Regions from separate parts of the Mus musculus genome. Here regions 2 and 3 are each linked to region 1. A link is a loop called in an ENCODE intact Hi-C map of the cell type or tissue named here. Cell type or tissue: heart. All regions are shown on one strand.

Evidence for each region. Hi-C counts contacts between places; a loop is a spot of excess contacts. Peaks named below come from ENCODE experiments on the same cell type or tissue, not always from the same donor. Only the 100,000 strongest peaks of a DNase experiment are listed, where the experiment ranks them.
Region 2: a loop joins it to region 1, with 2.7 times the contacts of the local background. A loop is called at or near these places in 2 of 42 quality-filtered maps.
Region 3: a loop joins it to region 1, with 3 times the contacts of the local background. A loop is called at or near these places in 12 of 42 quality-filtered maps.

Annotation. Positions count from the first base shown.
Region 1 is chr3:67,426,311-67,434,310 of GRCm38, reverse strand. It overlaps Gfm1 (G elongation factor, mitochondrial 1), which reads right to left and starts at 4,196. Exons shown (of 18, transcript NM_138591.2): 1 at 3,989-4,196; 2 at 2,509-2,661; 3 at 824-956. The coding sequence starts at 4,072. In heart, CTCF peaks have their summits at 4,276 (motif pointing left) and 4,855 (motif pointing left); a DNase peak (open chromatin) is centred at 4,230; H3K4me3 peaks cover 1,510 bases; H3K27ac peaks cover 736 bases.
Region 2 is chr3:66,976,611-66,984,610 of GRCm38, reverse strand. It overlaps Shox2 (short stature homeobox 2), which reads left to right and starts at 2,840. Exons shown (of 5, transcript NM_001302357.1): 1 at 2,840-3,400; 2 at 6,217-6,425. The coding sequence starts at 3,055. It also overlaps a transcript of Rsrc1 not described here. In heart, no CTCF peak of the experiment used is centred here; DNase peaks (open chromatin) are centred at 3,350 and 5,600; H3K4me3 peaks cover 4,478 bases; H3K27ac peaks cover 1,140 bases; H3K27me3 peaks cover 5,871 bases.
Region 3 is chr3:67,563,786-67,571,785 of GRCm38, reverse strand. No RefSeq gene overlaps it. Among named protein-coding and RNA genes, the nearest start is that of Gm25919, 5.5 kb to the left of the region's middle. In heart, CTCF peaks have their summits at 3,294 (motif pointing right) and 6,849 (motif pointing right); a DNase peak (open chromatin) is centred at 3,405; H3K4me3 peaks cover 301 bases; H3K27me3 peaks cover 1,222 bases.

The DNA of each region.
Region 1 (8,000 bases):
TCAGCATTCCTACTTTCTAAGCACCCACAATAGCCTATTAAGTTCTAAGCACTCAACGACTTTCTCAGTTCAAAATTCCAAAGTCCTTTCCCAACCCTCTCCAAAACCAACATGGTCAGGGATGTCACAGCAGGATCTACAACCTGTACCTAGTTCTGTATTTAGTTTCCTATTTCTTTGATAAAACATCATGACCAAAAGCAATTTGGGAAGGAAAGACTTCACACTTGGCTCAAAGGTTACAGTCCATCACGAGGGAAACCAGTGTAGGAACTAAGGCAGAAACCACAGGGGCCGCTTACTGCCTTCTCAGCTCACTTTTTTATATCTCAGGTAGGTTCACCTGCATGCAGGCCAGGGAGTGGGGGTGGGGAAGTTACGCCCCAGTAGGTTTGGCCTCTATCAATTAGCAATCAATAAAATGCCTGACAGACACATCTGCAGACAATATGACAGCATGTCAAGCTGGCAAAGACAGACAACACAGGACACTTCTCACAGTGTCCTGTGTTGTCTGTCGCATCTTTAAACTGTGACGTAGATTCCTCATGTCTTCAATCTTGTGTATCGGGTTCAAGGCTCAACAGGATTACTTCTAAAGGACATTAGGGGGAGCTATGGCAACGGGAGAGCTCTTCTTACTTTCTTAGTGTTATTTTTCAAAGAAGCAACATACAAACAAAGTGCTTTAAGTCCCAAATCTGGTAGGAATTCAGTTTTGCACTTTTAAAATCTGATCCTCAAAGATGAACTGGATCATGGTAGTAAAAAGAATTACATATACTTTTGCTTCAAGAAAACACAAAGCAAAGGGCCCACTTACCTGGCGTGTCTATGATGTTGATATTGATGTCTTTCCACATGGTATACGTAGCTGCTGACTGGATCGTGATCCCTCGCTGCCTCTCCAGCTCCATGGAATCCATGACAGCGCCAACTCCATCTTTACCTTTCACCTAAACATGAACACAAGAACTCACATTTTTCTCTCATCCCAGAAAGAAATCTTGACTGAAACAGAACCAGAAATCAAAGCTAACGTATGCAAGTGTGAGATGAGCCTAATCCTATAACCGTATCATTTCATAAAACTCTTGTTTCCTGTCTCGGCTCCCATACTCAGTTCTTCCTTGTTGGCAGCTGACAAGCACTTGGGGACCACCATCTGCTTCCCCTGAACTGCTGGCTGCTGGCGTTTCAGAGTCTACGAACTCATGATATTCAGGCAGCAGACCTCTCTGCGGCTCTCCTCAGACTGTGAGCACAAAATGGGAGTGTTTAGCTTCTAAAGGATATGGTTTGGCGGATGCCCTTCGGCTGAAGAACAGCCTGAGCGGGCGTTAAGTCACTCAGTGGTTTGGCAGTATCTTCGAGTGCCAACATTTTAAACAATGCTTTTCTGGTAGGTTTTTGTAGAACTTGTATTCAGTGCTGTGGATGAAACTTCCTGAAAAGAAGCCATGTCTGGCTGTGACTGCAGACCTCCTGGAAGGAGTCTATCTGCAGAGTATGATGGACCCATCAGAATTTCCTACTGGGGAGAATTGGAATCATGCAGGTTCAGGGGCTACTTACCCTGTGCTGGGCTGTGCCTTGCCCAACCGTGTATCTGAAATAACACCTCATGAGAATACACTAAAACCTCTTAGACGCGATTAACTTAGCAGGACACTAGCGTCTGCCAGTCCTAAAGCTAAGAATGTCGTCTTGGGCCTATAGAATAGTTTCCCATCTCATTGTCCTTGCCTCTCTGGTGTGCCCACCAATGCATTTTAAACCTGCCTTGATCTCTGACTTTCTTTGTTCTATAAAATTAGAACATCATGAAACTGCTTGCATGGTAGAACATTAAATTTGGGACAACCTGTGTTTCTGAGCCATACTCAAAATGGCTCCAGATAAAAACTCTGATTTCCTTTAAGATGAAAGCTGTGTGTTTTGTTTTGACATGGACAGCACCTTTTGAGATTCACTTTCCATTTAACATTATAAACATGGATCCTTCATTGACATGCGTAAGACTGTTGTGACAGCTGTATAAGGGTCTGTCATGCCATCTCAGCATCAACCCAGGATGTTCACAGCCATCACTCACTTCTAGAGGGGTTGTGAATACACAGTCACATCTCAAGCCAGCTTGACCTCTCCTCTTTGTCCATCTGACTTTGGCTAAGGAGCCTCTGTGGCAGTGGTTCCCATCCTGTGGGTTGCAACCCCTCTGAGGTGGAACGACCCTTTCATAAGGGTTGCCCAAGAACATTGGAAAACACAGATATGTATATTACCATTCAGTTATGAAGTAGCAACAAATATAATTTTATGGTTGGTGGTCACCACAACATGAGGCTATGCTAAATGCTCGCAGCATTAGGAAAGTAGAGAACCACTGCCCTGCACCCGACCAGTTTTCATCCTAAAACAAGGTTTTCTGAAACTTATGAAACTATAACAACAGTAGAATTAAAATCGATTTCTGAATCGCTCTGGAATCAACCGCTAAGCACACACCTCGTGCATCGTGGCAATCCTGCCAGTGTAGTATAGCACCCGTTCTGTTAGCGTCGTCTTCCCAGAATCAATGTGAGCTGAGATCCCAATGTTCCGTATTTTTTCATTGGGAACTGGCCCTGACGAACACCATCGGCGGGTCTTCCAATCAGCCTGAGAAACAGTTTTAAAAGCTCAGTTTAGCACACCTATTATACGAGATCACAGTTAAAACCTGAACTACGGACTTGTTTTCTCATCCTCAAAGCAAGGTTCTCAACCTCCGTATTATCTAAGGAGCCCTGGATTTAATTCTGAATAATACTCATAAAAGAAGCACAACTACTGCTTCTAAATGTTAGTTTTAAACTTGAGACTTTTAAAGGTTCGTGTATATGTGTTTTGCTTGCATATATATCTCTGCACCACGTGCACGCCTGGTGCTGGAAAGGTCACATCGCCTAGAGCTGGAGTTATGGATGGTTCCGAACAAAGATGTGAGTTTTGGGCATTCAACTCTTCCTCTGGAAGAGCAGTCATGGGCTACGTTTTCACCCCTCCACTGTGTGGGTCCCAAGACTGACACTCAGGCTGTCACACTTGACAACTACCCTTATGGCTGGCTGATCCACACTGCTAACTTTTAAATACACACTACCATAATAGTCAGAGCTATACCTCTCAATGGCCACTTTAACAAGAGATACAAGTTTTAGATTGAATTGTACCTTAGGTTCTCTGTCTTCTCCCGTCCTGTAATTCACAGCTAGCAAGGGGCATATGGGTCTACCCAACTAACAGCCACAAGACAACTCCAAAAAGGTTTCCAATTTCATCTGAACGAAAACAAGGAAGTGCCTTTTGGGGTGGTGGTGTTCCTGTCAGCTTTACAGTGGGGGGTGGAGGGGGATGTATTTGTTGAATCAAAACAAAACTGCACACCCAAACGCTTGGCAAACACTTCTGGGTAGAGGGAAACTGGGCACATGTCAAAGAAGACAGCTGACAAGCGCTTGGATGGTTAAACCACAGGAACACTTGGTAGCAAAGCAAACGAGGTATCCATGACAGGTAAGAGGTCACATCTACCAACGGCTTCCCTGCTCTGAGTACCTCACTCCAAAGACTTACAAAGTTTAATCTATACACCTGACTGGGAAACTTGGCCAGAGAAGAGTACCGGGATGTTGAATAGAACCCACACGTTCAGAGAGCATCCAACCACACCCAGTAGTAAGAGGACCACTGGATAACGAGTCCGAAATCCGGGATTCGAGCCCCGGGGACACTAACTTTCATCTGACCTTCACTCGGGGCACTTCTCTTTAAGGTAGATCATCAGGAAGGGAGGGACCCCGGCGCAGAGCTGCGGGTCGCAAGGCCGAGCTGGCATGCGGATACCCAAGGGCTTACGGGGCTCGGGAAATCGCTGCTCAAGACCCCAGGTAAGGAAAGGTGTCGCCAACCTGCCCTGCTCTGGAAGGTTCTCTGGCACCAGTACCTGCTTCCCCTGCCAGCCCAGGACTGCAGGGACCCGAGGGAACGGTCCACGCCCCAGGGCTGCGGCGACCCGCAGCAGCCGCATGGCAAGCCTGGAACAGCCACTTCCAAGGCTCCTGCTCTGAGGTGATCGGTTGTGCTCAGCGCCGGCAGCAGAGCGGGAAGAGCTCAAAGTCACGCCGGCAACCGGAGCCGCAGGAGCACTTCCGGGAGGAAGGTCAGGAGGACGGCCAGAGGAAGACAAGGGAGAGGCACCTCTGTCTGAGCTCGACGTGGCGCGCGCCCTCTCCTGGTCAGGAGGAGAAAGCGTAGTTTATGCAGAGGATTGTCACAGGGAGGTGTCATTACTACGGAGGCAGGTACTCTGGTCCCTTTGTCTTTAAAGGAAAAAAATAAAAATTAAAAAACCATCTCTGTATAAAAAAAACAAAAACGTGCCGGGTATGGCGTCACACATGTCTAATAAGAACACTTCAGAGGCAGAACTAGGCGGATCTCTAATGAGTTCCAAGATAGCCTGGTCAGCAAAGAATTCTGGGCCAGACAGGACTAGACAGTGAGAACCTGTTTCAACAAAACAAAACAAAAGCTGCAGATTTTAAACATAGTTGTTTTACCTGCATGACAATGGGAAAACGTTTATAACAATTTAAATGGAAGGAGTACACAAAAATGTATTCATTACTACAGCATCAGAGAATCTGGGGGAGGGGCTGGAGATACGGCTCAGAGGTTAAGAGGTCTGCTCTTCCTGAGGTCCTGAGTTCAATTCCCAGCAAACGCATGGTGGCTCACAACCATCTGTAATGAGATCTGGTGCCCTCTTCTGGCCTGCAAGGTATACATGCAGGCAGAAAGCTGTATACATAATAAGTAAATCTTAAAAACAAATACTTCAAAGAGACTCTGGGGAAATGAGAGTAGATATATGTTGGATTACAAATAAAATTTTTCAAAACCTTCTTTATTGTTCATCAGTAATACTAGCTATGCATCTTCAAAACTGCACCCGTGGCGCTTCTGTCTGGGCTTCTTAAAGGCCTCAAAAACGTTGACATATCTAAAACAGAGCTTCTAGTCTTCCCCAAACCTCCTCATACAGTCTCCATCTTAGCAAAAGAATCTCCGTCCATCCAGTTGACCTAGCCAAAGATGGCAGTCACTTGCTGGCTCCTGTAATCTAAGCCTCTCAGCATATGCGAACCTCCCATTTCCTTCCACCTCTCCACAGGGCTATTTCTTCCTGGGGTTACTGTGATGAGAACCGGGTTGATTTCACGGCTTTTGTCTTTCCCGGTTTTTTTTTTTTTTTTTCAGTAAACTCACACACTGACTAAAAGGATCTTCTCAAGCCAGACCATATTCCCTCTCCGCAGAAAATGATCTCCTTACTTTAGTGTTGTTAGGCTGGAACCCGTGCTCATCACCCCCCGACACACCCCCCCCCCACACACCCCCCAGCTACAAAACCCTATGTGCCCTCCTTCCCCATCCTACCACACAGAAAAAGCTCCCTGACCCCTCAAAGGAAACTACAGCCTAACAGGTCATCATCTTCCTGATTCCCGCTACCCACCTGGGAGTGCCTGCCTGGGCGCTCAGCTTTTTTTTTTTTTTTTTTTTTTCTTTTTTCTTTTTTTTAACCTTATATGGGCATAATCCCATGTTTCATCACCACACGGCCCAAAACTATAAAACCTCCTTGCTTTATCCTGGGCGAATGACTTTACTGACCTCCACCTGATAGATTGGCCAACTCGCCAGACTGCTGCCTTTTAATAAGCCTGCCTTTATGTTGTTTTTTATAAACAGGTGGCAGTGATCAGGCAGGAAGGAGCAACTCAGCCGGCCGAGGTGAGGTGTTCCCGCTGAGGAAACAGCTTAGTATAAGAGGAAGTTTATTGGGGGAAAGGAAGGGGGCCTGGAAAAGGAGTACAGGCAGAAAAAGTGGGGGGATAGAGAAGGACAGAAAGAAAGAAGAGCGAGAAAGGGAGAAAGGGTCCAGCTGTCCAACAGGAGACATGTGGGAAGGAGAGGGAAGAGGTCTTCTTATATGCCTAGCTCCTGGATCATACCTGGTGAGCATAGATGCAAACTGTTGCAAGGTAACTGTTGGGCAGAGCCTAGAGCTGTGCTAACGATTTATACTTTTGATTTGACTTGAATTGGTTCATTTTGTTGGCAGAGAAACCTATTAGGTACAAGTTCAATGTTTTTCATAATGCTCTTTGGGAAGGAAGTTCAGCTCTCTTTCCAGGATACTTCAGCCCTGTACAGGTGGAGGCATTGTTAGCCGAGAACAAAGCTTGGGGTCAAGGCACAGTGACACTTCTTTCTGTACTTTCTTGTAGAGGAGGAACATCAGAGGGCTCTGTGTCTGCAGTATCCTTCTACCTTCAACTGTAAACCCGGACAGAATAAGACATCCAAAGATGGAACACTGGTTCCAAATTCCCAGTCACTGATGTCTACCCAACACTCTTGTTCCTTAAGTCATTTGTCTTCTTAATTTGTACACCTCTGCCCGACAAGTTTCAACAGCTCCCTCACTCCTTTCTACATCTGCACACATCCTGTTCTTTCTCCCGTAGTTCATTGTATTTAATATCTATCATGATATCACATGATAAATCACCATGATGTCTTTCATAACTCTTATTCTTGTAAAAAAAAAAAAGCCATGTCAGAACCATTCTTTAATAACATCAGCCCAACTCACAAATGTAGCATTGGAAATGCTCTGTACCTTTGTTGGCAAGTATTACCTAGATTCGGAACAACCAATGATAACCTTTGATTATACCTGTGATTTGTACAGGTGCACAAACTTGTACAGCCGTTTTGGAAATCAGTGTGGTAGCTCCTCAAGAAGATGGGAATTGATCTACTTCAGGATCCAGCCATATCACTCTTGGAAATAGACCCAAACGTTGCTTCATCCTACCATAGAGACACTTGCTTATCTATATTCATTGCTCCTCTATTTACAATAGCCAGGAACTGCAAAGAACCTAGATGTGCCTCACCAGAAAAATGGATAATGAAATGTGCAACATATCCATAATGGAATATTCCAACTTTAAAAAAAATGAAATAATGAAATGATGGTAAAGGATGGGTCTAGGTAAAAACCATCGTGAGTGAAGTAAGCCCGAAAGAGAAATGTGGTATATATTCACTGATATGTGAAGAGTAGCTAAGTCAATGCCAATGACACTACAATCTATATAATATCACAGAAGTTGTGAATAAATAAAGGAACTAGAGGGAACAGATAGATCTCAGAGGAAAAGGAGTATCGAGTAGGGAGGGAAAGAGGAGAGGGAGATGAGGAAGGAATATGGGAGGAGACAGCTAAACTGAAGGGCCATTTGAAGGGTATTCTGGAATTCTAATAAATTAGAAACCTAATATAGACATATATTAGAAACTGAATCTGGGCTTGGTGGCAGATGCCTTTAGTCCCAGCAGTTGGGAGGCAGAGGCAGGTGGATTTCTGAGTTCAAGGCCAGCCTGGTCTACAGAGTGCATTCCAGGGCAGCCAGGGCTACACAGAGAAACCCTGTCTCGAAAAACAAAAACACAAAACAAAACAAAAAAGAAAGTGCTCTAAATAAAATCTCCAAATAATAGCAAAGACAGTACCCCAAACTGGCTATCTTTCGATATCAAATAAAATTTCCAGTTCATCTAATTGAGTGGTTGGTCAAAGGGGTCCCCTGGAAGTCAGCAAACCACCTCGGCTTGCTATTAAGACTATGTATTGTTCTCCACGAATTGCTGAGGACAACACCTAGGGAACTCATTGAACATGGAGAAATCAAGCTGGTGCCTACAGAGTCTTCACCCCAATGTTCTAGTGTAAAGGAAGGTACTCTGCATGCTACCAAAAGAAATATAAACACCAGCCCAGCCACAGACCCATTGATTTACAATGGTGGCCTGCCTGCAAGTTATGCTGGTGTAGTGGTGGCGCAAAACTTGTGGGAATAACCAACCAATAACTGATTTGA
Region 2 (8,000 bases), 450 kb after region 1:
ATCATACTTCATAGCTTTTATTAATACAATTTCCAAACTTTTAATTTCTTAAAACTGAAACTTCCTAAAAGAGGGACTATTGGGGATGGCGAGGAAGGGAATGGGGGGGGGGATATAAGAGGCTAACAGAAGAGGTGTATGTTTCCATATGTGAAAAGTTCATAAAGAAAACCATACAATTATATGCTAATAAAAATTTTAAATTAAACTTCCTTTACACAAATGGGAGTCAGACACTGGAGATTTATCATTGCTTCATCTACCACCCCTATAGTTAGAATGAGTCAAGAAGATGAAATAATAGAGAAATCTATTGGTTCAAATTACAGGATAGTCATGCCTGATCTTTCTCTGGTTACCTTTAAAGTGGTCATCCTTCTAGTACAGAAGATGGCATAAGCGTTTGTATTTAAGTCCTGTGGTTAAAAGGATGAAGAAGCGTCTGGGGGTCTCCTGATCTCTTACCAGGCTTCTAGCAGGGGCTATTTGGGAGGTGTTTACGAATATGTATTTCGTCATAGAGGTTGAAAGCTACTGAAACACCATGTCAACTTAGTGGATCCCATTACTAAATGATCTTTTTTAAACAGTTTCACAAAAGAGTAAAATTCTGTGATTATTCTCCGGAATTACAGTGTTACAGATAGCAGACCGATGCTCAATGTGACATTGCTCCTAAATTCATAGAAGTTAGGAAGCAGTAAGGTTTTGAGTCTTGTGAAATAATAAAAGCAAGAGTTCATGTACTTCAATAATACCTAAATGTTTAATGCAATCGCTGTTAACCATGTAAAGGTATGCCTTTGTCCTAAAAGCAGGGTGGGAAATGTTTCTAGAAGGAAGGATAATGTCAAAGAAAAAGTAAAGCAACATTTCTAATAAGCTTTATTTTCATGTCCTTTAAATGTGCAATGTAGTTAGTATTACAAGAAGTTATGGAACGTCTTAAATTACACTTAAATTCTCGACTGAGAATACATTATGTACCACAATTCTGTGTTCTCTTTACCAATGTTTTAGGTTGTTTGGGTAGAACTTCTGAAATTATTGGCTAAGTGTGTTTTGTTGTTCTAATCAATAAGTAGAAGATATACATATTAATGGCCTGTAACTGCTTTCATTTTTACTGAGTACTGGATCCAAGAGAACGAAAACATTATCTTTTAACATCAAACAAAACTCATTAATATTCAGTATACTGAAAATGCCCCCCCAAACTGCCACTTAAAGAGGTATATTTGTTTACATATTCAAGTAAATGTAACATTTCATATGTAAACATTCTTTTGTGTGAGCAAATAAGTATTTGCATAGCTACAAATCACACAGCAAGCCGTGGCTTAGAGGAGACAGTCATGTCCCCCCCCCCCATATAATTAAGAGTTTTTATAAAATAATTGTCAAATATACAGTTTTTAAGTTATAAATCAGAAAGAGAGTTGTTTTCCCCCCTCCAAAGAGTGAGTCTTTTTTTCACAGTCCACGGTAAACAAAAATTAGTCGAGCGACAAGCAACATCGGTAATTTTTTCCGCAGAACTCAAAAAGTAGTCATCTTTTGTTTTTCAGAATTAGGAAATCGAACTAGAATGCCCCCCAAGATGCTAAATAATTAAGGGCAGGGTGCAGGGAGTTGTTAGGAAAAGGAGTAAGAACCCTTAGACCTCATAGAGAAAATCGAAATGGAACTGCGCCTGACCGGGCTGTAAGAAAATACCTTAAGACCGAATCTGGCAGAGAACAGCTGCTCAGGAAACAAGTTAAATCGACCAACCCCTTCTAGCGGGATGTGTCTTTATGGGAGTCAGCTTTGACTCCAAAGTAGTAGAGTGAATTACAGGGACCAGTACTCAGTGAGGCTGGCTGCGCGTTCGGAAGATCCTAAAAGGAGGTGAAGCCTTCCGAGGTGCTGCAATGAAGCCCCATTCGCAGCAGGCGCGTGAAGACCGGATGCACCGCTGTGCAGCTGCAGCGGCTTGGAGCAAGAAAGGGTGCAGGAACGGAATACTGGAATGGTTGCTAGGCCTATTAACCATAGAGAGCCCGATACTGGGCCAGAGACCAGGGGTCATCATTGTAGGGTCGAGCAGTTGGGATGCCCACCCAGAGCGAGGCTGTAGGGTCGGGTACTCTCTGAGGATACCCACTGACTCTGATTGCAATGCACTTGTCAGTTTCCTCTTGGCCCCGCCTCCGAGAAGTCTATCCAGTTCCCCAGTGTTTTACTAAGTCGTGACACCAACGCAAAATCCACGCTTAATTAAATTAATTAGGGATTCTTGTCAATCCTGGATTAATGGCCAAGAGCACCAGCGGCCGAGGCTATCAGAAAACCCGACCGCTGAGGACCTGCCTCCTCTCCCCGCCCCCTCTGGTCCCCTGCTTGCCCTCCCTCTCCAGCCCGGTGGACTCCAGCCTGGATCCTCCATCCTCAATATTCATATTCATATTCTCTCTCTCTCTCTCTCTCTCTCTCTCTCTCTCTCTCTCTCTCTCTCTCTCTCTCTCTCTCTCTCTCGTCCCCACTCCCTCTCCTCCCCACCCCAGGTAGTGGCGCTCCTGCTACCCGCGAAGGGGTTCACTAGGAGTTGCGAGGGGAGGTAATTTACTCAGAACAAGAGGCCCGCCTTTAGGAAGTATAAATAGTGAGACTTCAAGAGCTGCGTCGCTATCAGATCTGAACTCTCCGCAGGAAGAATTGTCAAAGATCTTAACATTGAACACGCGCACTCCGGCAGGGAAGCATCAGTTCCCATTTCCCTCTGGCGGCCCCCGCCCCTTCCCTCCTCCCCCCTCTCCCCCTTTACCCCCTCCTTCCTCCTCCTCCTCCTCGTCCTCCTCCTCCTCTTACTTCTTTTTCTCCTTCTACTTCTCCTCTTCTTTCTTCTCCTCTTTTTCTTCTTCCTCCTCCTCCCTCTCCTCCCCCATCCCCCTGCCCCATTGATGTGTTATTATTGGGGGGGCTGGAGCAGTAAAAAAAGAAGGAGGAAAAAAAGAGCGGGGCTCGGCAGGGAGAGCTTGAGCGCGAGGTTGACCGGCGGCGGCAGCGGCCGCGATGGAAGAACTTACGGCGTTCGTCTCCAAGTCTTTTGACCAGAAAGTGAAGGAGAAGAAGGAGGCCATCACGTACCGGGAGGTGCTAGAGAGCGGGCCGCTGCGCGGGGCCAAAGAGCCCGGTTGCGTCGAGCCGGGCCGCGACGACCGCAGCAGCCCGGCAGTCCGGGCGGCCGGCGGAGGCGGCGGCGCGGGAGGAGGCGGAGGCGGAGGCGGAGGAGGCGGAGGAGGTGCTGGAGGAGGAGGAGCAGGCGGAGGAGCTGGAGGAGGGCGCTCTCCCGTCCGGGAGCTGGACATGGGAGCCGCGGAGCGGAGCAGGGAGCCCGGCAGCCCGCGGCTGACGGAGGGTAACGGCCTGCCCCCGGCCGCGGTTCCCCTTACTGCCTTCCCTTATCCTCGGGGCGGGAGAGGACCCGGGACCCGAGCGGGAGGAGGGCGGCATCGCAGAGGGCCCTGGACCCCAGCTTTGGGAGATACCGGGATAGTGGAGGGGTAGGAGGCCAGACTGCTCCGTCGTGGGTGGGGTCCTCGCGTGGGGGAGGGCGTGGGGTTTCGCGCACCCTTCTCTGTCGCTCCGGTTGCACCGAAATATGTTTTTCGCGAGCGGGAGGATGGGGCCGCGCTGCGGGACGGCGAAGTTTGTGTGGCCCGCGGCGAGAAGGGGTGCGGCAGGGGCTCACTAGGAGGCCGGTTGTAACTAGCCCGTAGTCCCGAGTTTGCCAGAACCCCTTTCCTAAGCCTAAAGGAGAGAAGGGGAGGGGAGAGAAAGAGGAGAGCCACACGACATTGCCCTTCTTTAGATTTGCCATCAAAACCACTGTAACTCTGCAAAGCCCCCAAATCTCCGGATCTTGGGGACCAAACTTCACATTCTTACTGAACAGTTAAGGTAGGAGCCAGCCAAAGGTCCAGGCCAAGGTGATTCCCTCTCGGTGGAGGAATTGAGGAGTAGAGGGTGGGGGACGACGACGAGGACACTACATACACAATTTCTTTACTGGCTAGAATCGTGCAGTACTTTAGGAGAGAGAGAGAAAGAGATGGAGAGAGAGAGAGAGAGAGAGAGAGAGAGAGAGAGAGAGAGAGAGAGAGAGAGACTTTTGGAGAGAGCAGTGTTAGAAAAAGGCTTTATCTAACCGGTGAAGCGTCCATCAACTCAAAGTTAAAAATTAATTTGGCACTCGGTACTGCAGTAACTGGTGTGCTGCCATATTTTTCCAATTAAGAAAATATGTGGCATGCGTAGAATCACAAATTTAAGCAAGCAATTAACTTGTTTATAACACGGTCTGTTCCTGTTTAGGCCATTAAGTGGAAAGTTGGGGGCGAAAGAGACATTATATTAAGTCTATTAATCAACTTGAAATTTGGATTTGTTTTCCTTTGAAGCCCCTAAACTTTGAGGGGAATCCACTCTGGGGGTGACAACAGACAAAGCCAGTCCACCTTCCCATCTGAAGAATATATGTTCCTGTTTAAATTTTACTAAGATGTTAGTGAGATTGTCCTAGTAATGTTTTCTATTAAATTGACCCCTAATGTTTGCTGTGACCTTATCTACTTCCTTCCCGGAGGAAGAACAAACGTCCACAAAATGAACTCTGAGAAGCAGAAATACAGGCAATAAATAAGGTTACTGTATAGAATGCCAAGCTGGGGCAAGATGGGGCGCTTTGCCTTCACCGAGATCCCGGCCGGCCGTGTTCCCCTAAATTTAGAACGTGATAGGGTAAAATGATAAAGGGGCCCCCAGAGTAACCCTTCAAGGTTCATAGCTCTGAGACTCGGGTTACATAGCCCTGGCAAGCCTGGGTGAGCCAGTTGCTGGGGTTGTTGATTTCCAAGCTCTGGGCAAGTGTTAATTTCTTTGTAGCTTGGCTCTTTCGACTTAATTTTTTCCCCTCTGTGTTGATCCGGTTCCTGGGTTGGGAGGAATCAAAAACAGCCTCTACTATCTAAACTTAGCTTTGACAGTGGACATCCATCTCCAAATCATGCAGAGGATGAAGGTTGGGTGGACCTTGTATTGATATGGGCCTGACTTTGACTGTCCTCATCATTGCCTTTTGACATACATATATACCACCCCTCGTGTGGCTCTATTTGCTCACACTGCCAGAGCTCCTATCTTTTACATGGAAGGACAGCAAAGTAGCAACGAATGTGAGGGGGAAAATGCATATTTTATTAAACATCCGAGCGGCTGGATGCATGAAAAGGTTTTGAACAGCCAATAGAAACCGAGGAATGTTCTGCTTGAACCTGTTGATCTCAGTGGGTTTAAGCCTTTAGGGTCGATCCTTGGTTTCCACCGGGGAGGGAGAAGGAGAGGACAGATGCAGCGGTGGGTTTTGCTGACCACCAGAGTCTGTCTGATTTGCCGCCTCTACCCTTCTGGCCCAGCGTGGGCGGCCAGTCATCCAGGCCGCCAACATGGCGTGGTTGCCTGTGCCAATCCGACCCGAGTCTGGCAGGGAGCACAGGGACTGCCTAGTTGCTGATGGAACCATCCGTAGGGGTCTGGTCCGAGCCCTTGGGTACCCGGGGACGTGGCTTTCGGCGCAGCGCTGTACCAGAATCTCGTTTTCCTGCTGCAACCTTTCAGCGGGCCCAGTTGTTCCTAAATTAGACCAGCAAGTTTGCGGGAGGCAAAGGGCCAGAGGCAGCAGAGGCTGGCGGGACAGCGGAACAGCCCTCTGGGGATAGCTGGCGTGCGAGGCCATCGCGTGGCCTTGCCGCGCCCTTTAACCGAGACCGGGCTCTGGGAGAGGCCCGCGCAGCGCTTTTGATTTCCGTGAGTGCGTGGGTCAGTGAGTGCCATAGGGTCAGGAATGCATTTGGTGTTGACAGAAGGGAAGGGAACAGGTAGTGAGAGGGTAAGCTAAGACCCCAGTTGAGTTGGGTAGCCGCGTGCCCACCTTGTCCCCAGGCAGCTATACAGACGAGACTTTGCGGGTCTCAGAGACCCCATCCTCTCTCCAGGTCTTCACAGGGATCCCGCGCTCCCAGGGTTTAGGAGTCTCTAGCCTTCTGGAAAAATCTGGTAATGAGACTGTCTTGCTTTTTTTTTTTTTTTTTGTTCGTGTGTGTGTGTGTGTGTGTGTGTGTGTGTGGTGGTGCGTGCTCCGACGCACGTGTGGTCCTTCCGTGGTGCCCTCTTCAGTGTCCCCTGAACTGAAGGATCGCAAAGACGATGCGAAAGGGATGGAGGACGAAGGCCAGACCAAAATCAAGCAGAGGCGAAGTCGGACCAATTTTACCCTGGAACAACTCAACGAGCTGGAGAGGCTTTTCGATGAGACCCACTATCCAGACGCTTTCATGCGCGAGGAATTGAGCCAGCGACTGGGGCTCTCTGAGGCCCGAGTACAGGTACCCCCATTGCGAGGAGGTGGAGGCTGGGTCCTGAAAGTCAGAGTGCTATACCTAATGTTTGCGGGGAAGCTGCAGGTGTCTGGTGTGAGATGAAAAAAAAAGGGGGGGGACATCTTTTCTAAAGATCTTATTTTCTAAAATGGGTTTTGATCCCGTAGCCCCTTTCACTCCTAAGCCAACATATGTTCGCTGAAAAAGAAAGCTGTGCTGGGCTTGCTCCCAGAGTTTCTATTAACCACACCCCCCTAGCCCCTCGCTGTCTTTAATGTGGTTTAATCCTAATGGGCCTACTTTTATAAGCCTTAAAAAAAATGCCATAGAAAACGTTTTATCTCTGAAGCCTTAAAAGTTACAACGAGTATTTTGCTCTCTGGAGTTGGGTTTCGTTGAGGGTCTAGGTTTGCCAAACGGATATACCAATTAGGTTTATGGATGTACAGACTATAAAGAAAATTAGCATCTGTTAAGTGCAAAAATTTACAGTGTACTGCTAGCGGATCGGTCTCTAACTGAGCGAGAAACAGAGGGCATAGAATATGTTTGCCCACCCTTTGTTCCTCCACTTAACCAACGCAAAGAACCTGAACCCATGAAAACTCCATTTTAAAACAACATACACATCGTATTATTGATGTTTGCAAAGCCTGGCCTTCAGAATATCACTTGGGGTCAGAACTGCAGCTTTTTTCATTATTGGTGGGGTTGAGGATAATCTAAAGGAGGAATTATAAACACACATACATATCCTTCCAGCTTTATAGGGAACAAATTTAAACGTTTCAGATTGTATTTCCGCTCAAATAATAAAATTGGGAGAAAATGATGGTCATTATTTGTTTGAACACATGGAGCAGTTTTAGGCTAGAACATCTGCAGCTGTTACAAAGTATCGCTGTAACAGATACTCCCTGGGTCTCTGGGCGGAGAGACCACCATCTGTAAGGAACTATGCACAATTCTTATGGGGCTTCCCCGCATCTTGTAATAGGATCAGGGGGAAAAAACAGAGCAGTAAAGTGGACAGAGAAAAAATAATAATAGGCCGCCTTGGTCATCACGACGTCAATCCTAGAGCCTTCCCTTTTTAAGCCTGTTCTGCTTTGCAGCCTGTGCTGAGCTCTCTAGAGACTCCGCAACCCCTTAAAACCGTGATAATTATTGCAGCCGTGAGTAATAGTATCTCCATTCCAACTCTTCTAGGGGGGAAAAAAGAGTCAAGAAGCCTCAGGCCATGTGAGTCACACAAAGGATGCCACCCTGGCATGAAATCCACCCTTCTATTATACTCAATATCAGGAGGATTTTTGAAGATTTACATTGACTGTGGCACTTGATTTCAAAAACTTACCAGAAAAAGGCTCTGAAGTAATATTTTCCTTTCATGGTTTTTTTAAACATTAATTTGTGAATCAATCAATATGCTGTATTGTGGAAACTGTATTATTGGAGCCTTATTTGAATTTAAAAAAAATCTGTCACACTGATTTGAAAAGTTGGCAAGTTATTTAAGAAGATCATATCCAGGGTTTACTTGATGCATCTCCTTTTTGTGGCACACTCTTTTTTTAAAAA
Region 3 (8,000 bases), 140 kb before region 1:
CAGGGCTGTTTTATCTTTATTGTAAATATTACCTGGTTCTTTCAAGTCCTTTTCAAGTCATTCCTCTGTTTTGTGTCAGATACTTCAATGTACTTTGCCTGCTGTGACATCCTACCCCTTTGTTTTCTGTATTATATAAGACTGGTGTTCACTTTGTGACAACACACTCTCTCATGTCATCTCTGTTTGTCACCCTCCGATTCTATGCCCATCTGGTCGAGGCCTTGATTCGCACGGATTGAGGAGGACCCACTGAGTCCCGTCTGTGGCAGAGTCCCGTCTGTGGCAGAGTCCCTGTCATCTGAGGGGAGAGTGAGAGGATTATAGAAAAGGAAGACTCAGAGACAAGGGTTAGAGATCGGGAGGGCTGCAGGTCTATACTGTGCCAGCCCCAAATGTGTTTCTCATAACCTTTACATACTTTATAGTATTGTGGGAAACAAAGTCACAAGCCAGCATAGACAATGGCTGATGTACACTAGATATTTATACCCATCCAGAGGCCTCCTTGTTCTTTCCTCCAAGATTAGCAGGACATCCAGCCCCTCGCCTTGAGTTTCAAGTATATCCCCTTATCATTTCATTCATCAACAGGCCAGGAAATCTGCCAGCCGACCCTGGCCTGCCTTGACCCTGCCTGATAGAAGCAGGCAAAATGGCTCCCGACAGGTAGAGCGGGCACGTCATGAGAGCAGAACTGGTCCCGCCCCTCACCAGCTGCAGCACTCAGGAGTAGGCCCTGCATCTTGCCTGGACAGCACAATAGAACTGACCCTAGTGTCGGGAGAATGGGCAAACTGGTCTGTGGGCCTGAGCATGGGAGAGGCAGTCCTGCCTCTTGTCTGCTGTGTGGTCCCTTCCCCTCCTTTTTGCCCTCACCACCTATGGCAGGTAGGAAAGCTATCCAAGGATCTTGAGAGTGGAAGAACTAGCCTTGTCCCTTCCTGGCTTCAGCACCCAGGAGAGCTGGTCCTGCACCTTGCCTGGACAACAGGATAAAACTGGTTCTGGTTGTGGAGGCTACTTGTGAGTCAACCCCAAAGGCTTGAGAGTGTGAGCAGGCTGACCAGCTCAGATACCTCTCAGGCCCAGATCCAGGGCTTTGAATCAGCGCACCCCAACACCTACCCCATCGATGAGCTGCTGGAGTGCATCAATATGCAAAGATTTTTATGGAGACCAATATGGGAATTTTTAAAATAAAACTAGAACTACCCCGTGATCCAACTATAGCAGTCTTAGACACATGTCCTAAAGAATCTAACTCAGCACACCCAGAGCTGCTTATACATCCACATTTACTGTTGCTCTATTTACAATAGCTGGAAAAAGCCTAGATGCCTATCAATGAGTGAATGAGTGAATAAAATGTACATACATCAGATGGAAATGTATTCAGTCTTTAAGATAAATGGAATTGTGAATTTTGCAGGGAAAGATATACAGGGGAAACAGCACGGACATAGTTAAGGGAGTGTCTACCTGGGGTACTGCCCTTGGGAATACATCGAGCCCCAGACCCCTCTGCTCTCTTCCCTTCTCCCCCCCTCCCCCACATCCTTCCCTCTCCCCTGACATTTGGCCACCACAAGATGAGCCGCTCTCCTCTACCACTCTGTCCCACCACAGTGTTTCAGCCTCATCACAAACTGCAATGTGACAGAGCAAATCAGCCATGAAAGATGTCCCAGAGACTGTTCCTCTGCCCAGCTGAATCTCTCACAGCAACAGAAACTTGTGTAACGTACGTGGGATTAATATGTATGGCGGAATATATGTTTATAATGCAGAGACCGCCAGAGTGGCAGCATGTTCCTCTTATCTAGTTTGAAAAGCTGGTGAAGGGAGAGTGGCAGGGAGGTGGACCAGTTGTTAAGATCACTTGCCGCTCTTGAACAGGACCTAGGGTCAGTTCCCAGCATGCACATCATGGCTTACAACCATCTGTTCTGTAACTCCAGTTCCAGGGATCCAGTGCCCTCTTCCTCTACCAGCACCAGGTATGCATGTGGTACAATACATACATGCAGGCAAAACATGCATGCATAACATTTCCCAAAAAAAGAAAAAAGGTTTTAAGAGGAAGAGAGGGAAGTTATCTACCTTGGAAGATACACAATTGGTTTGTCCTGAAGACCAGAAAGGCTGGCATGTTGGGAATAAAAACAGGTACCGTGTTAGTTACTTTCCTTATTGTATGACCAGATGTCTGACAAAACCATGCTATGGGAGGAGACATTTATTTTGGCTCACAGTTTGAAGGGATGCAGTCTGTCATGGCAAGGAAGGCATGGTGTCTGCAGTGGTTAGCCAGACACCGGCAGCTTCTCATGATAAGAGCAAGGGACCCTAAATAGTCACCACCTTTAAGGTTTTCCCCAGTCATTAACTTCTGCTACTAGGCCACACAGCCCAAACACTCTATGAAATGTCACAGAACCAAAACAATGCCAACAAACTGGGGATGAAGTCTTCAGACACATAAGCCTGTAGGGAGTATTTCACATCCCCATATATCATGCTGGGGATAAAATAGCACACTCAATATCTAACACAAATGACCAAACTTATATTAATAAATTTATTTTAATAAGTAAATATAAATTTATTTTAATAAATCTACTTTTCAAATGCCTTTTATGACTGTTCTGTGTCCATGGCCCCCTTCCCATCCACTAGGATTTGTTTTCTCTCCTGTTTTGCATGCATCTATCTGTGTGTTAACTATATGGCTATCTGCTGGTCTCCCCGCCCACATGCATGGAAGTCTGCATTAAAGTCAACTGCAGAAAGTAAACACATTGTATTTTTCCTCCCCTATAAGGGATGAGAGAATCAGAAAAACAGGTTATCATGAATGGTTCTATTTGAATGTTTACAGTTGCTTTATGCACTTATTTATAAATGAGTGTGTGGTAGGGTGACAGTTTGCAGAAGTCGGTTCTCTTCTTCCAGCGTGTGTGTTCTGGCGATGAATCCCAGGTCGTCGTGCTTGACAGCAAGTCCCTCTACTCTTTAAGACATTTTGCCAAACCCTAACTGGAAAGTTTTTAAAGAAGCCTTTTAGCTGAGTAACAGAAATGCATCATTATAAATCAAGCAATAATAACGGTGCATTTATATTTGTGAATCACAAACTGAAAAGGAGGACAAACCTGATTCAGGAACAGCTATGTTGAGTATCAATAACCACGCTCCACGTGGATTTTGGATTTACTGTCTGCTCCCAACATTACCCTTTCCCAAGCTGCCTAAAATGTTGTGTTCCTTTGCCAACGGTACAATGTTCACCTCTGCCAGTAGATGGCGCAGGAAAGACATCCAAAGGGAGGGGCTCCACCTTCCTCGCTGGCCAAAAGGCTACTAAGCAGGAGTATAGCTTCACAACACAGGCTTTCACACCCGCGCGCGCACGCGCGCACAAACACAGACCTCTGGGATGAGAAGGTTATTTTTAATGCCACTGGAATGTCAGCATTAGGAGATAGGAACACTCCTCTACAGAGCATATTTTACAACTGGGACATTCCCCAAGTGGTGCCAACACAGCTTGTCAGAACAGAGAGACAGAGAGGGACTATTCAGAAATGACGCCCGCCCGGCTTTAAATCCAGCATGCGCCCATCAGCAGATGAGCACAAGGGACTCGCTAGCCCCTGGTCCACTGCTGCCACCCACTCCTTAAAAAAAAAAAAAAATGTGATTTTTTTTTTTTTGGCTAAGGAGGAATTCATGCATTAGAGTAAAAAAAATGAACTTTGGTTCTGTGACATTTCATAGAGTGTTTGGGCTGTGTAGCCTAGTAGCAGAAGCTAATGACTGGGGAAAACCTTAAAGGTGGTGACTATTTAGGGTCCCTTGCTCTTATCATGAGAAGCTGCCAGTGTCTGGCTAACCACTGCAGACACCATGCCTTCCTTGCCATGACAGACTGCATCCCTTCAAACTGTGAGCCAAAATAAATGTCTCCTCCCTTAGCATGGTTTTGTCAGAATATAAGAATTGCAACAGTGCAGAGTTACGTATGGTTCAACTCCTCCCCCTCCTAACCCCACACGCACGGTTATCACCCTCTGATCTGTACGTATTTCAGCATATGTACACATTAAGTGACCTGGTTTGTCGAGCATGTCAGAAAGGCTGGTGATCTGCTTGACCTGAGAAGCCTTCGGTTCGGTCCGGTTCGGTTCTCACCTCCACCATTCCTCCCCCAAGCTTCAAAGCTAAACATCGTAATTGGTTCCTGCTTTAGGCCTTTAAAAAGGAGAGGGGTGAGGAGCAACATTTCAAAGCCAGGCAGGGCTGTATATCAAGCCCTGTCCAAAAGCAGCAGTATCAGTTGTCTACCTAACTTCTATTGAGAAATGTTCTATAAGATTTCACAGAGGTTTCCCTCACTCTTACCAGCTTATACACCTTTCCATATTCTTCCACCCCATCCCATATCATCAAACACATTTGTCCCGAATTGCGATGCAGTTGGCACATCTCCAGGGTTCTGTTATTACAAAATATGTTTTGCAATAATCTTGAGTACGATAACTGTTCTATTATCTGAAGGAATTGTGGGCTTTTTTTTTTTTAGGCTAAGGAGGGATTCATGCATTAGAGTAAAAAATGAACTTTGCTAAATATTGCCAAATTTTCTTGTTGGAAGTGCTGCAGCATTTTGTGTTATGAAAATCACCATTTTAGCATGGTACTGGAACAAAAGCAGAGAGGTAGACCAATAAGCTAGAAAACCTATAAATAAGCCCACTTAGCTGCAGACTCCTGCGCCTACACAATGGGCCCAGAACATGTTGGAGAAAAGAGAGTCCCTCTAACAGACAGTGGTGGGTAAGCTGGACAGCCAGATGCATAATATTGAAATTAGATTCCTATCTCTTTCCCTGTATGGAAATAATTCAATAGATTAGAAACCTTTAAGACCTTGAAACCACTAGAGGAACATATATGGGAAGCATTCCATACATAGTGATTTTTAAAATAGGACTTCAATTCACTCAAGAATTAATTTCAAATATTAGCAAATGAGGTCACATGAAATAAAACAGCTTCTATGGAACAATCACCGTAATGCTGAGCCCAAGAATGGGGGACATAAATCTTTGCGAGATATTTAGATCACACGGAATTAGTATTCAGAATGTATATTTTTTAAACTGGAAAAAATAAAGCACCCACACACAAACAGCCAAATCAATAAATGAACAAAGTAATAGAACAGGCGATTCTCAGAACAAGCCAAAATGCCCAGCAAGTAATCCCTAAATAAAAGGTCAACACTTTAGCCATCAGGAAAATGAAAACTAAAATTACATCAAGATTCCACTGGGCCAGTGAAATGGCTGAGCGGCTAAAGTGCCACACAAACATAGGGAACTTAGTTTGCCTTCATATAACCCATGTGATGTGCACATCTGTCATTCCAGCATTACTAAGGCAAGATGTGAGGCAAAGACAGAGTCGCAGGAGCTCTCAGGCAGCTGGCCTGGCTCACACATTAGTGGTCAAGAGTAGTGGCTCGAGGTGAGGACTGACACTCAAGGTTGTGCGCTTTGGGTTCCAGTCTGGGAGGTTATCACCAACATCAACTGGGCTGGAGAAATGGCTCCGAAGTTAAGAGAGTATGCTGCTCTTTCAGTGGACCAAAGTTCAGTTTCCAAGACTGGCAGCTCACAACCCCTTGTAATGGCAGCTGCAGGGACTCTGATGCCCTCTGGGGATGCTGAACTCGTGCAAACACCCCCCCAACATACACACATATCCATCGAATTAAAAAAGAAGGTGTTTTTAATGAGATAACAATGACAGCAGATGCAAGTGAGGGGGTGGGAAAGGAGCCTTTCACGCCGTTGGTGGGAACCTAAACTGCTCAAGCAGCTACTCCACATACTAACAAGTTATGAAATTAAAACCCTACACCTATGACAAGTTCAAAGAAAACCTCTGTTTTCCCACACTCTAAAGGAAGAAAGTGTGATGCTTTTGGACGTTTGCTAATCTGTAATGCACATGCGGTATATGTTTCCAGAAGTAGAGAATGTCTGTAATGACTGATAACAGATTAAGTGCACACATGTAAATGTTTGGGTGTGAAGATACACATATGTGCACGTGAACATAAACTCCAGAGACCACTCTGGCTGTCACATTCTTCACAGTTTTCAGGCATCTTTGTGTGTGTGTGTGTGTGTGTGTGTGTGTGTGTGTGTGTGTGTGTGTGTCTGTTTTGCTTGTTTGTTTGGTTTGCTGGTTGGTTTTCTTTTATTTTGTTAAGACAGGCTTTCTCTCTGTGTAGCCTTCTTTGGCTGTACTGGAACTCACTCTGTAGGCTAGGCTATCCTCAAACTCACAGAGATCTGCCTCTGCCTCTGCCTCTGCCTCTGCCTCTGCCTCTGCCTCTGCCTCTGCCTCTGCCTCTGCCTCTGCCTCTGCCTCTGCCTCTGCCTCTGCCTCTGCCTCTGCCTCTGCCTCTGCCTCTGCCTCTGCCTCTGCCTCTGCCTCTGCCTCTGCCTCTGCCTCTGCCTCTGCCTCTGCCTCTGCCTCTGCCTCTCCCCATTTCCCTCTCCTAGGATCAAAGGCAAGAACCACCACTGCCTGACTTAAATAGAGTCTTTTACTGGCTGGAAATTTGCCAAGTAGGCAAGGCTAGCCAGCCAGGGAGCCCCAGGGAGCCATCAGCCTCTGTCTTCGCCCCCCCCCCCCGACAATAATAGCTGAAAGTTTTTTTAAAGTGGAAATCATTCAGTCTGGGATGGACATGCTCAGATCTTTGGAGCATTCCTGAAATGCTTATTGGAGTCCTGACACTGTCACCCTGTCACTAAGGTCCTGTGGCCAGTGGATGTCACTCTAGGACTACTTTCTCGGCTACAGTCCTCTAGGTTGGCTTGTTTTAGGATAACCGTTGTCTTTGAAAACCCACACATTCAACAAGGGATGGGTGGCAGAGGGGAAAATATGTAATCCTATTTTAGTTTTAAAGTCTTTAAATAAAATGCACATGCTCAGTAGAAGAACAAGGCAGGACCTCCCAAGGGTTGAGCGTATCTTGAGATGCTCAGGGCTCCCATGCTTCAGGAGGGAGCCTGGTTGAGCATGGCCTCACCAAGGGTGTGGTAGCCTTGCCTTAATAACTCAAATTATCTAAATCAAGAGCAAATTCTGTGGTGGGGTGACTAAAACCATAATCATGTGATTTCAACATCTGTAATACTAACAGCTTGGCATTTCTGTCTTTGGATGAAAGATCCATATAAGCACAGAGAGAGATCTCTCTGCTGTCTTTACCTCCGCGAACCACTCTCCACCATCTTAGAGAATGTCAGTGCTATTACAGGGGCTTGCAGTCCTTCTCCTAACAGAACCTTACAACAACAAACAACAAACAAACAAAACTGGTCTTTGACCAGATTTCTAAAGCACTATTGATTAAAGGAGAAAGGTGGCCATGGGACTTGCAGAATGGATCAGGGAGAGAGGGCACTTGCCACCAAATCTGAGTTCCATCCCCAGAAGAAAACCAACTCCCACAAATTGCATGATTTCCCCTCCCACCAGAACACAGCCATAGCTGTCCTGGAACTCACCTTATAGACTAAGCTGGCCTCAAACTCGCCGAGATCTGCCTGCCTTTGCCTCCTTAGTGCTGTTAAGAACAAACCTCCCTACCCAGCCTGAGTCGGTTACTGTGTATAGGAAGAGAATCTGAGCTTAATATTGTGGCACTGTATGTTCAGTTTACCCAGAACAATTTGTTGAAAAGTCTGCTTTCTCCCATTGGTGTTGTTGAGGTGCACTTGTCAAAATTCAGTAAACTACAAATAGCACGGTTTATTTCTTGTCTGTCAATCTCATTAATAGGCATTTCTACTATTTTAACAATCTTACACTGTTTTGTAATAAACTTTTGAGAACACTTTTGTGATTCCTCCAAAGTGTTTTATTTTTGATGTTTGTTTTTATTTACTCAAGAGTACCCAGCTATCACAGGT